Linked DNA regions of Homo sapiens: all the other regions are linked to region 1. A link is a contact called in ENCODE Hi-C data. All regions are on one chromosome and are shown on one strand. Each heading gives the region's core, a stretch centred on a gene start or an enhancer-like site at or near the end of the contact. The rest is flanking DNA. Distances are from core to core; before and after follow the strand shown.

What was found. A loop is a pair of places that touch in the nucleus more often than their neighbours do. Pooled maps may share reads with other maps.
Region 2: a map of naive thymus-derived CD4-positive, alpha-beta T cell shows a loop between it and region 1 (22-fold over the local background). The contact joins the promoter of CHPF here to the promoter of ARPC2 in region 1. A Hi-C loop is called at or near these places in 1 of 168 maps with a recorded cell type or tissue (naive thymus-derived CD4-positive, alpha-beta T cell), 3 of 37 single-sample maps with no recorded cell type and 9 of 50 pooled maps.
Region 3: a pooled map shows a loop between it and region 1 (19-fold over the local background). The contact joins the promoter of STK11IP here to the promoter of ARPC2 in region 1. A Hi-C loop is called at or near these places in 5 of 37 single-sample maps with no recorded cell type and 9 of 50 pooled maps.

What each region holds. Positions count from the first base shown.
Region 1 is chr2:218,215,376-218,218,770 of GRCh38, forward strand. It overlaps ARPC2 (actin related protein 2/3 complex subunit 2), which reads left to right and starts at 1,814. Exons shown (of 11, transcript NM_152862.3): 1 at 1,814-1,879; 2 at 2,088-2,169. The coding sequence starts at 2,096. It overlaps LOC101928487 (a long non-coding RNA gene), which reads right to left and starts at 1,811. Exons shown (of 2, transcript XR_923908.2): 1 at 1,653-1,811; 2 at 726-1,476. RefSeq lists an enhancer at 1,823-2,426 and a silencer at 1,948-1,997.
Region 2 is chr2:219,542,413-219,545,772 of GRCh38, forward strand. CHPF (chondroitin polymerizing factor) reads right to left here and starts at 1,397. Exons shown (of 4, transcript NM_024536.6): 1 at 813-1,397. The coding sequence starts at 1,126. TMEM198 (transmembrane protein 198) reads left to right here and starts at 1,616. Exons shown (of 5, transcript NM_001005209.3): 1 at 1,616-1,965; 2 at 2,277-2,481. The coding sequence starts at 2,316. RefSeq lists silencers at 829-918, 929-1,638, 1,679-1,818.
Region 3 is chr2:219,596,459-219,599,935 of GRCh38, forward strand. It overlaps STK11IP (serine/threonine kinase 11 interacting protein), which reads left to right and starts at 1,399. Exons shown (of 25, transcript NM_052902.4): 1 at 1,399-1,465; 2 at 1,636-1,722. The coding sequence starts at 1,662. RefSeq lists enhancers at 1,351-1,570, 1,781-1,840.

The DNA of each region.
Region 1 (3,395 bases), core at 564-3,063:
TTAGGAGGCTAAGGCAGGTGGATCACTTGAACCCAGGAGTTTGAGACCAGCGTGCCCAATACGGCCAAACCCCGTCTCTACAAAATATACAGAAATTAGCCCAGCTTGGTGGTGCATGTCTATAGTCCCAGCTATTTGGCAGGCCGAGGCAGGAGGATCACCTGAGCTCGGGAGGCGGGCAGTGAGCAGAGATAGCAACGTCACTCCAGCTTGGGTGACAAGAGTGAGACACCATCTCAAATTAAAAAAAAAAAAAAAAAAAGGCCGGGCATGGTGGCTCACGCCTGTAATCCCAGCACTTTGGGAGGTCGAGGCAGGAGGATCATGATGTCAGGAGTTCGAGACCAGCCTGACCAACATAGTGAAACCCCGTCTCTACTAAAAATACAAAACATTAAAAGGGCATGGTGGCAGGCACCTTTAATCCCAGCTATTTGGGAGGCTGAGGCAGGAGAATCGCTTGAACCGGGGAGGCAGAGGTTGCAGTGAGCCGAGATCATGCCATTGCACTCCAGCCTGGGCAAGAGTGCAAGACTCTGTCTCAAAAAAAAAAAAATTTAAGTTAGCGTATAATTTTAGGGGATCAGCAATATCCTGAAGCTTATCCATAGCCCGTTAAGTAATGTTTCAAAGGGCTATCTGTGCCTTAATGATAGGAGCTAGTTTCTTGTTCATTTTTTTATCCCCATCCCCAAACACATAGCAGAAAATAAATTATTTCCTTGTATGTAGAACGGACTCAGCTAAGTTTATTATATTCTCCCCGGAGGAGGGAAAACACAAAACAAGGCACAAAGGCAGAAGGTGCAGATGTAGCACAACGATGAGTTAAGATTCCGCACGCAGGTAACAAGGAGGGTATGGTATATCTCTGCCAGAGGTACTGGAAGGTTTCAAAGGCAGAAAAAAATGTGTTCCGGACACCTGGACGCAGAATTGGAGGCATGACAGGAACACAGGGAGGCCCATCTAAGTTGCCTATTCACCCAGGTGACCTCTCTTTCATTTCTTTAATTGTCCTTTTAACAATATGGGGAATTTCACCCAAGGAAAGGGTCCTCTTCTCGCCCCAGCAGGCAAGGGGTGTTCCTCCAGCGCAAGTTCCGGCCCCAGCTGCCCCCACGTCCCACAGGTCTCCTGCCTTTTGGCACGCACACTCCTGACCACTCGCTGCTTCCGCATCCCTACTCTGATCCTCTCCCCATGCATCTCTGCCTCCTTAGACAACTGAGAATTTTATTGTCTGTTTCCTTTGCCAGACTGTAAGTTCCACGAGGGCAGGGCCTCGTCCATTTCATTTACCACTACATCCCCAGTATAGAGCAAGAGCCCATGAAAATGTTTGTTGGAGAAATGAATGCATGATGGTGTCGCTGGACAGCTATACCTGGAAAGAAAAAGAGGCACCCCCATCAAACAAGCTGGGAGCTAAGAAGCCCGCTGGGAGACGACAAGGGCGAGCTTCTTGCGAGGTTTCTGAAATGACAAGACCGGAAGAATGGAGTTGGATCTCTGGGACAAGCGGGAGAGAGAAGCTGAACAGTCAGGCAAGCCTCGGGGAATGACAGCTCCGCGGGGGACGCACTGGTAGGCGGTAGACGTAAGCGGGGTCGGTGGGAAAGTAGACGGTGGGGCGGCGGCATCACACATACGCAAGCGCAGCCTCCGTTTCCTCCGGCGCGCCTGCGCTCGCGTTCACGAGTGGTTGAAGCGGAAATGGCGCCGCGGGGCCGCGCGTCCAGGCGGCGAGCGGAAGTGGGTGTGAGAGCGGAAGTGGCCGGCTAGAGCCGGGGGCTGGGCGGGGACCGGGCTTGTCGGTGAAGCGGCAGTGGCGGCGGCGGCGGCGGCTCGGCAGGCGGGTTCAGGCTTCGGGGGCCAGGTCGGTTGGGTGGGTGGGTGTCTCCACAGTCTGCGTGCGTGGGCCAGCGCGTTCGTCTTACCCTTCCCTCCACCCCGGCCCCTCTCCCCTTCTCCCCTAACCTCCTACCCCACCCAGCCCCACTCAGGGGGCAGCAGGGCCGCTCCCTCCGTCCTTGCCTCCCTTACCCACCCTCACCGGCCCTTGTTTCTCCTTCCCCTGGGGGCAGCCGCCGCCATGATCCTGCTGGAGGTGAACAACCGCATCATCGAGGAGACGCTCGCGCTCAAGTTCGAGAACGCGGCCGCCGGGTGAGCGCGCGCCCGGGGCCGGGGGTGGCGGGGGAAGCAGAGTTGACCCCAGCTAATCCCCAATGTTGTCCAGTCCCCCAGACCTGGAGGAGAGAAATGGGGTGCCTGGCAGGGTGTAGGGGCTGCCCCAGCGGGGTAGACGTGGGAGGCGATTGGGCGCGGCCGGGCGAGGGGCAGAGATGCGTGGGGAGAGGCTCAGAGGAGGGATGCGGAAGCAGCGAGTGGTGAGGGCTGTGCGTGCCAAAGGGCAGGAGACCTGTGGGACGTGGGGGACCCTGGAGCCGGAACTCGCTCCGGAGTAGCCCCCTGCCCTCTGGGGCGAGAAGGGGACCCCTTCCCTGCGTGAAATTCCCCGGCATTGTTCTGAACCCAGAGAGAGCCTGTTTGGAATTGGGTTGGAAGGAGTTTTCAGGAATTCCCAGGACTGGAGGAGGGAAGGAGATGCAGGCCCACATCGCCACCAGCATTCTCGTTCCCCACCCCCATCTCCTTTAAAAGGAGCAGAAGAGAAGACTAAAAGCCGACCCAGTCTTAGAGCCGGAAAAACGCGATCTCTGGTTTCCCTTCCCCGAACCCTTCTGTGAGAGACACTGGGCCATTTTGTTACATATTTTTAAAGCAAAGCCAATTGTCCCTCGCTCCACACCCCTTCCTTATCTCTCCTTTGAGGTTCTAATGCTCTCTCCTCACCCACTAGCCTTTATCTGGTTATCTTGTAAATTCTTACATCAAGACCCTAGGTCTGTGATTTCTTCTGTGGTAGCCCTGGCCCAGTTACACACTTCAAAGACTCCAGAATCTATAAAGTTCTTAGATAACCTGTCTTTACGATTGGACTTTTTAAAAGATGGGCTTAGGGCATCTTTCCAAGGCAGCCTCTCTGCCAAACACAAGAATCAGTAGAAGACAATCTGCTCCTCCAAAGCTGCTTTGCTTTTCTAGTATAATATTTAAAACATGAGCTAAGGATTTTGGGTTCTAATTTTTGGTGGCCTGTGGCCAGTCCCTTTGCCTCATTTCCCTATGTATGAGCATGGGGCTTCACATCTGGGTTTCACAGTTAATAAGTGCAGACCGTTTCTGGTGAACTGGGAACTAGTAATAGGAAAGTGCTTGCAGATCCACAGATGGGAGAAGATTGGTAGAGGGGAATTTTTAAGTGGTCATAATGTACTTGTGGCTTGGAGGCATTAGAAAGTATTAACTGCCATTTAAATTGAATATAT
Region 2 (3,360 bases), core at 147-2,646, 1.3 Mb after region 1:
ATAGGAGAGAGATATTGTGGGTCTGACTCCGGGGTTCGCTACTTAGTAGTTATGTCCTTGAGCATGTTATTTAACCTGAGCCATCTGTAAAATGGGACTGATTATATCTGTTTAAAGCACCCAGCCAAACGCTGGACACACCATGTATCTACTCATTTCTATATAAATATGCCATTATGCCACAAATGCCTCACATAAATGACATAAAGGAACGTTTGGCATAGGGGTGTACTGAGTGTTTTTGCGGGGAGGGGCAAACTGCACTCAGGGGCTCTAGGAACTTACCTTTTGGTAAGGCAGAAGGTAAATTGCAGAACCAGCATTTGAACCCAATGTTACTTAGAAGTTATTTCAACTCATCAGCAGAGACATTAATGAGATAGGTACATTCCTCCCTCCCCCATCTCACCCTGAGGTGGCCCTTGTAACCCACTCAGGAACAAGAGATCCAGGTAAATCCTAGTTCTCTCCTTTCTCTTCCCCTGTCTCTATACACTCACCCTATATATAAGTCATTTCTCTAACACCAGCAGCCCAGCCAGGGAGCTAGTAGGATCTCTGGGGCGCCATCGGGTCGAGCCGGTTTAGGACACAGTCCAGTAAGTTCAGCCCAGGCCGGGATAGGGCCCAGAGAAAGTCTCGGACTGGCCCCACGGCTCTCGGGAAGGCAGGGCCATCGGAAGTTATCGGGGCCCAAAGACTTCCTGGCTCGCCAGCCCCTTCCTTCCGGAGCCTGACCCGGGCCCGGGCGACCTCCCCGCGCGCTTCCCGGCCGCTGCCCAGGGGGTAGAGCGGGCGCAGCCGATCACTACCTGACGGCCTTTTTGGCGGCCTGGCCGGGCTGTGCAGGGTGGTAGGGCAAGACGCGCGGCTCCCAATTCTCCCCGGCGCCTTCGCCGGCCCCGGGCTTCTCGCGCTCCGCTCCGGGCTGCACCGAGTTGGGCCGGCGCGCCGCGTTGGTGTTGCCGCGCGGCGGCAGCTCAGAGTCTCCAGGTTGGGGCGGGCCTGGGCCGCACGGCTCCTCCACCCAGGTGACGCTGAGCAGGCTCAGGGTGAAGCCCAGGGAGATGCCCACGGCCACGGGCCCTGCGGGCCGCAGCACCGACAGCAGCAGCGATGCCCGCATGGCGCCCGGACCGCGGGTCCCCGGCCCCGGCGAACCCCCAGAGCAGCCAGAGGAGTCTCCGAGGGGGCGGGACCGGGGAGGGGGCGGATCCGGAGGGCTCGGGCCCCGCGGGCGGGCCCGCTCCCTCCCCGCAGAGCAGAGCCAGCGGCCCGAGCCGAATCCCCGGAGCCGCGCCTCGATTCCCCTCCAGCAGCTGCTCTGGGCTGCGCAGGGTTCTTGCGCTCGGCACTGGAGCCTCAGCCGCGGCCGCAGCTGTCCGACGTGTCACTGCAAGGGCCCCGCCCCCGGGGTGGGGTCTCGGGCTCTCGCTACCGGAGAGGGAGGAGAAGGGGGAGGTTAAAGGGGAAGGACCCCCGGAAGTGCCCCCTCCTCAGTGCGGGAGAGGGAGACGCCGGGGGCGGAGTCCCCTGCCTCCCGCGGCGTGGTTGGTGCGTCCCATGTGACGTCAGAAGCAGCCCGCCCCTGCCTGGATGGTGCGCCCTGAGTGACGTCAGGAGCAGAGGCCGGAGCTGTCCATCAGCACCAAAGGCCGCGGGCGGGCTCAGGGCATGGGGCCGCGGTTCTGGGGCGGCCCGAGCCCCGGCTCCTGCGCCTTCCCCTTCCTCAGGCCCAGCCCGAGTTCCCGGACGCCGCGGGACTGGAGTGCCAGCCGGTGTTGGACGTGGAGCGGCGCCGCCACCGCGCCGACACCATTCTCTCCGGCCCAGCAGCCCCCTTCCTCGCACGACGGACTTTCCCTGGACCCCAGTCAGTTGGAGCCTCTGGCGCCCCGCAACCCCGGCCCCTCGGGCCTCTGCACAGCCTCTTTCACTCAGAAGCTCAGGTCGCCTCCAGCCCAGGTAAATCTTGGACAATCCCATATTGAGCCGCCCACAGATGAATCTCTTGGCTGCCTCCTTCTCACTGGCAGCACGCTCCCTTCATCCCCCCGACTCCCGTCCCTCTTTTAACTTCATCCCAGCCTCCACTAGCCAGGCACTTTTGTTTCCCTTTGTCTTTGCTCCCCACTCCAGAGATGCTTCCGGAGCTGCACAAATGTGGATACTATTCCTTTGTCCACTGTCCTTGCTGAGTTCTCCCAATCCCTCTCCCACCCCCATCCTGGTGGGGACCCAGGACTCCTCCGTGACCCCAACTTTCCCTCTGTCAGGTTAACTTGGGAGGGTGACTCCCTTCTATTCCCAGCACTATGCCGGGGACTGTGGCAACACTGCGGTTCCAGCTGCTGCCCCCTGAGCCAGATGATGCCTTCTGGGGTGCACCTTGTGAACAGCCCCTGGAGCGCAGGTACCAGGCACTGCCGGCCCTCGTCTGCATCATGTGCTGTTTGTTTGGAGTCGTCTACTGCTTCTTCGGTGAGATCCCCATCTCATCCCTCACCTGGGCTCCCCAGTGTTTCCCCGAGTTCTTTTTCTGGGCCCCCAAGTCTTCTCTGAATCCCTCTACCATCATGAATAATTCTTCCTTTTCTTTCATCCCACACATTTATAGATTGTCTAGACTCTAGATTATAGGAAAAACAGGTTTTTGGATTAGGCACACCTGAGTGTGAATTTACTTAGCTTTGCAGTTACTAATTGTGATGTCTTGGGCACATTAATCTGTCTGAGCCTCAGTTTTCTCATCTGAACAATGATCACAATATTTGTCTCATGTAGTGTTGTAAGAATTAGTAAGCATTCAATAAATTGTAGCTATTGTGAGGATGTGTTTGGCTAACTGTGCTAGGTAGCCACTGAAAACACTTAGCAGGGTTATTACACATGGTCCCTTACCACAGGGCATATTGTCTGACAGGGAGGAGACTCCCTGGAGCATTTACACCTGGGATACATATTAGAGTGGGCTGGATGGTGGTCACACACATCCATCCAGCCTACAAGGCAGGCTCCGGTAATCAGAGCTGCTGTGAATACTTGTACAGGACGGGTACTAAATAAGGGAGCTCAGCTGAGTGGGCAAGTGGGGGCTAAAGTCCAGCTCATGCTCTGACAAACTCTGGGCCTTGGCACAAAGCTGCTTTGCCTAGAGAAAGGCACACCTTTTTCTAATATGCATAAAGGTGCCAGATGGGCTAGTGGCCCAGTATAATGGGAGTAAGTGACCAGTGGCTTTGCAGCAAGAGTTACAGAACTTCAGAGAGGAGAGTGAGCTCTATGGGCTGGGGGCCCAAAGAAAGCCTCCAGGAGAATTGTAGGTGAGTGGGACCAGTGGGGGCAAATGAGTCTTGGGGG
Region 3 (3,477 bases), core at 149-2,648, 1.4 Mb after region 1:
TGGGCTGGTCTCGAACTCCCGACCTCTGGTGATCTGCTGGCCTCGGCCTCCCAAAGTGCTGGGATTACAGGCGTGAGCCACCGCGCCAGGCCACGGCCAGCTCTTACATAGAAAGGTGGGGGGAAGTTTAGGTTTTATGGCTGGCTTTGGGGGAGAGGGCTTCTAGTTTCTGTGACTCATCTTGGGGAAGAGGAATTCTGGTTTCTATGGCTTGCCTTGGGGAAGAAAGAAGGCTGGGAGACAGGAGGGCAGGAAAAGGTCGGAGAGACTGTGCCTGAGGCCTTCCAGTCTCTTTTAGTTCAAAATAGTCAGCATACCAAAGCGCCGTATTTTGGGGTATTGTTTTTCTGAGCTCAACACTGCTGCTTCGGATGTATCTCCACTTACTTTATTTAACCTAAAAGGCTTTCAGCTCAGAGCACAAGTAGTATGCCATGAATGCGAAATTGTGTGGTTCAAATATTCAAAATATTTGAAATATTTGCCATTTCAAATATTTTGTCTTGAGAAAATAAAATCTTTCAAATCTGGCAACTTGGGATAAAGATGACTATGATCCTATCCCTCCTTTCAACTGGCTTAGGATTCATTTTGATTTTCCTCTGTAGAAATGGGGCGCTTCATGAAAGAAACTCTCTCTGAAAACCAGGAATTCTGTTAAAAGACCTTTTTGCTAATCTAGTTCAGTAGTTGACGTTAGCATTTGACGGGGAGCCTGGTGAAAGCTACCATGAGAATTCGGAAGCAAGAAACTGGCAGTCCTGGCGCTACTGGTTACTAATTGAACGACCTTCGCAAGTAACCTAGCCTCTGTGAACCTGTTCTCATTTTCAAACGCGGTTGAATAACTACTTTTCAACTAGGATGTTATGAAAGGTAATAGGGTAAAGACAAAGGACTAGGTTCGCGTGGAGCCCAGTACTGCTGAAGGAAAGATACACGAGTTTGGAGGGAGTCTAAGGAAAAGGAGGCAAAGGACCCCGGAGGTTATATCCTCGGTGGCCTCAGCTTTTACACGATCTAAGTCCATCCTACGGCGGATACGCTCTCCTTTCACTGGAAAATGACTGTTTGCGTTGAAAAAATTTTTATCTAACAAAGCTCCATTTCTCTAAACTTTGCTTCCCCGCCCAGTTTGCAAACGAGTCAGGGTTTCCTCACCGGCGCGGTAGGCTCGCCGAAAGCCAAGCGGGAGCCCCAGGCTGCGCAGGGCGGGGGAATAATGGGTGCCCAGCTCCGGGCCAGGAAGCCCAGGGAACCACTGCAGCCACCACCGCGGTCAGGAGACAGCCCCCGCACCGCCCCTTTTCGATTCGTTTGCATGATCTACGGCGCGGTTTCCGGCGGCAGAGACATGTTTTCCGGTCGTCCCTTGGCTCGATTTTCTTCCGGGGCGGGACTTCCTTTCCATCATTGATAGGCGCCGGGCAGCTGAGCTGGTAGGAGGACCAGACGGGGAGGTTCGGTATGTCTGACCAGGACTTATGTTCCTCGAAAGGGCGGCCAGGAGGATGCTCTTCCTCTCTTTTCTTTCTCGCCTTTTTCTCCGCATGACGCCTCGGTTTGCGCGGACGCCCTGGGCTTTTGGCACTACCGCCCACCTGAGGCTCTTCCGCTTCCTCTTTCCCCCCCCAGGCTCCGCCCCCCAGCGTCCCGTGGCCATGACGACCGCTCAGAGGGACTCCCTGTTGTGGAAGCTCGCGGGGTTGCTGCGGGAGTCCGGTGAGTGGACTTCCGGTTGGGCTGGGCCTCGGACCTCGGACGAGGTGGGGGTGGTGCTTTCTGGAGACACGCCCTGAGAGTCATGGAGTTACGACTGGTAGGGTCACCAGGTGTCAGAGTTCAATTTCTTTACTTTTCCCAGGTTTGTTCGCCCTTACAGTGTCCTTTGCCTGTGATAGCCTAAACTCTAGCCGTCCTTTGAGGCCAAAGGGCGGTATCCCTCCCTCCGTGCCTTCTCTGACACTGTCAGAAGGAAGTGATCATTACCTGACTAAAAGCCCCTCAGGACCAGGGACTGATCTCGGTCATAATCATTATTGTGTAGCAAGGTACTAAATACAGTAGATAGAAGCACGAGATTTGGAGTCGGACCCACTTGGGTTGGAATATCAACCCTCTTTCAAACTTGCCATACTGTTTCCTGAGGCTCAGTTTTCCTCACAGATTGGCATAGTGATTGTACTTAACATTTGTGGGGATTCGTTTTAATTCATGTATTTAGTACAATGCCTGCAAGTATAGTAACTGCTTACAGTTGGGAGCTATTGTTATTGTAATGATTTCCCTGATGCTTGGCACTGTGCCTGGGCATAATGGAGCCACAGTAGTTGTTGAATACTTGGTTGGCATTAGTTGTGGTAGAAAAAGCCTTGGCTTTGAGATCAGATAGGAGAAGTAACTTCCTACCAATTATATGATCTCCATCAAGATTTTTCACTTTTTTGAACCTCAATTTTCATATCTGTAAGATGGGGTTAATAGTGCTTCTCTTTGAGAGATTCTGAGAAGGTTTGAATGAGATACCAAAGTCATCTGGTACATACTACAGTTAATGTTAGCTGTCCTCCATCACTCCATGCTCCTATTGACGATATCTGTGGAAGCTCTCTTTATAGCAGTTTTCTTTTCTTTCTTTTCTTTTTTTTGAGACAGAGTCTTGCTGTGTCACCCAGGCTGGAGTGCAGTGGCGCAATCTCAGCTCACTGCAACCTCCACCTCCTGGGACGAAGTGATTCTCCTGCCTCAGCCTCCTGAGTAGCTGGGACTACAGGTGTGCACCACCATGACCGGCTAATTTTTGTATTTTTAGTAGAGACGGGGTTTCACCATGTTGGCCAGGTTGGTCTTGAACTCCTGACCTCAAGTGATTAACCTGCCTTGGCCTCCCAAAGTGCTAGGATTAAAGTCGTGAGCCACAGCACCTGGCCAGTAGCAGTTTCATTTCCTGGCTTGTATTGATAACTTTGCAAATGTCTTATATCCTTCTCTGGGAGGAGACAACTAGGAGGCCCTTTGAACGTGGGAAGAGTCCTTGAACCATGTCTGTATCTATCCTCAGTGTCTAGTACATACAGAATCCTTCATGTCAGGTTGTAGGACTTGTTAATTTATTCAGTGATGAATGGTGGGTGTGTGAATGTGTGACTACAAGGAGGTAGCAGGAGAAGAGCTTTGTGGCAGCAGAATAGTTTTGTATCTTGATTGCGTGGCTGCAGGAATTTATATAAACAGCATATAGCTATATATACATATTGTACCAACATCAGTGTCCTGAATTTTTTTTTTTTTTTGAGATGGAGTCTCGCTCTGTCACCCAGGCTGGAGTGCAGTGGTATGATCTCGGCTCACTGCAACCCCTGCCTCCCTCCCAGGTTGAAGTGATTCTTCTGCCTCAGCCTCCCGAGTAGCTGGGACTACAGGCATGCACCACCATGCCCTACTAATTTTTGTATTTTTAGTAGAGACGGGGTTTCA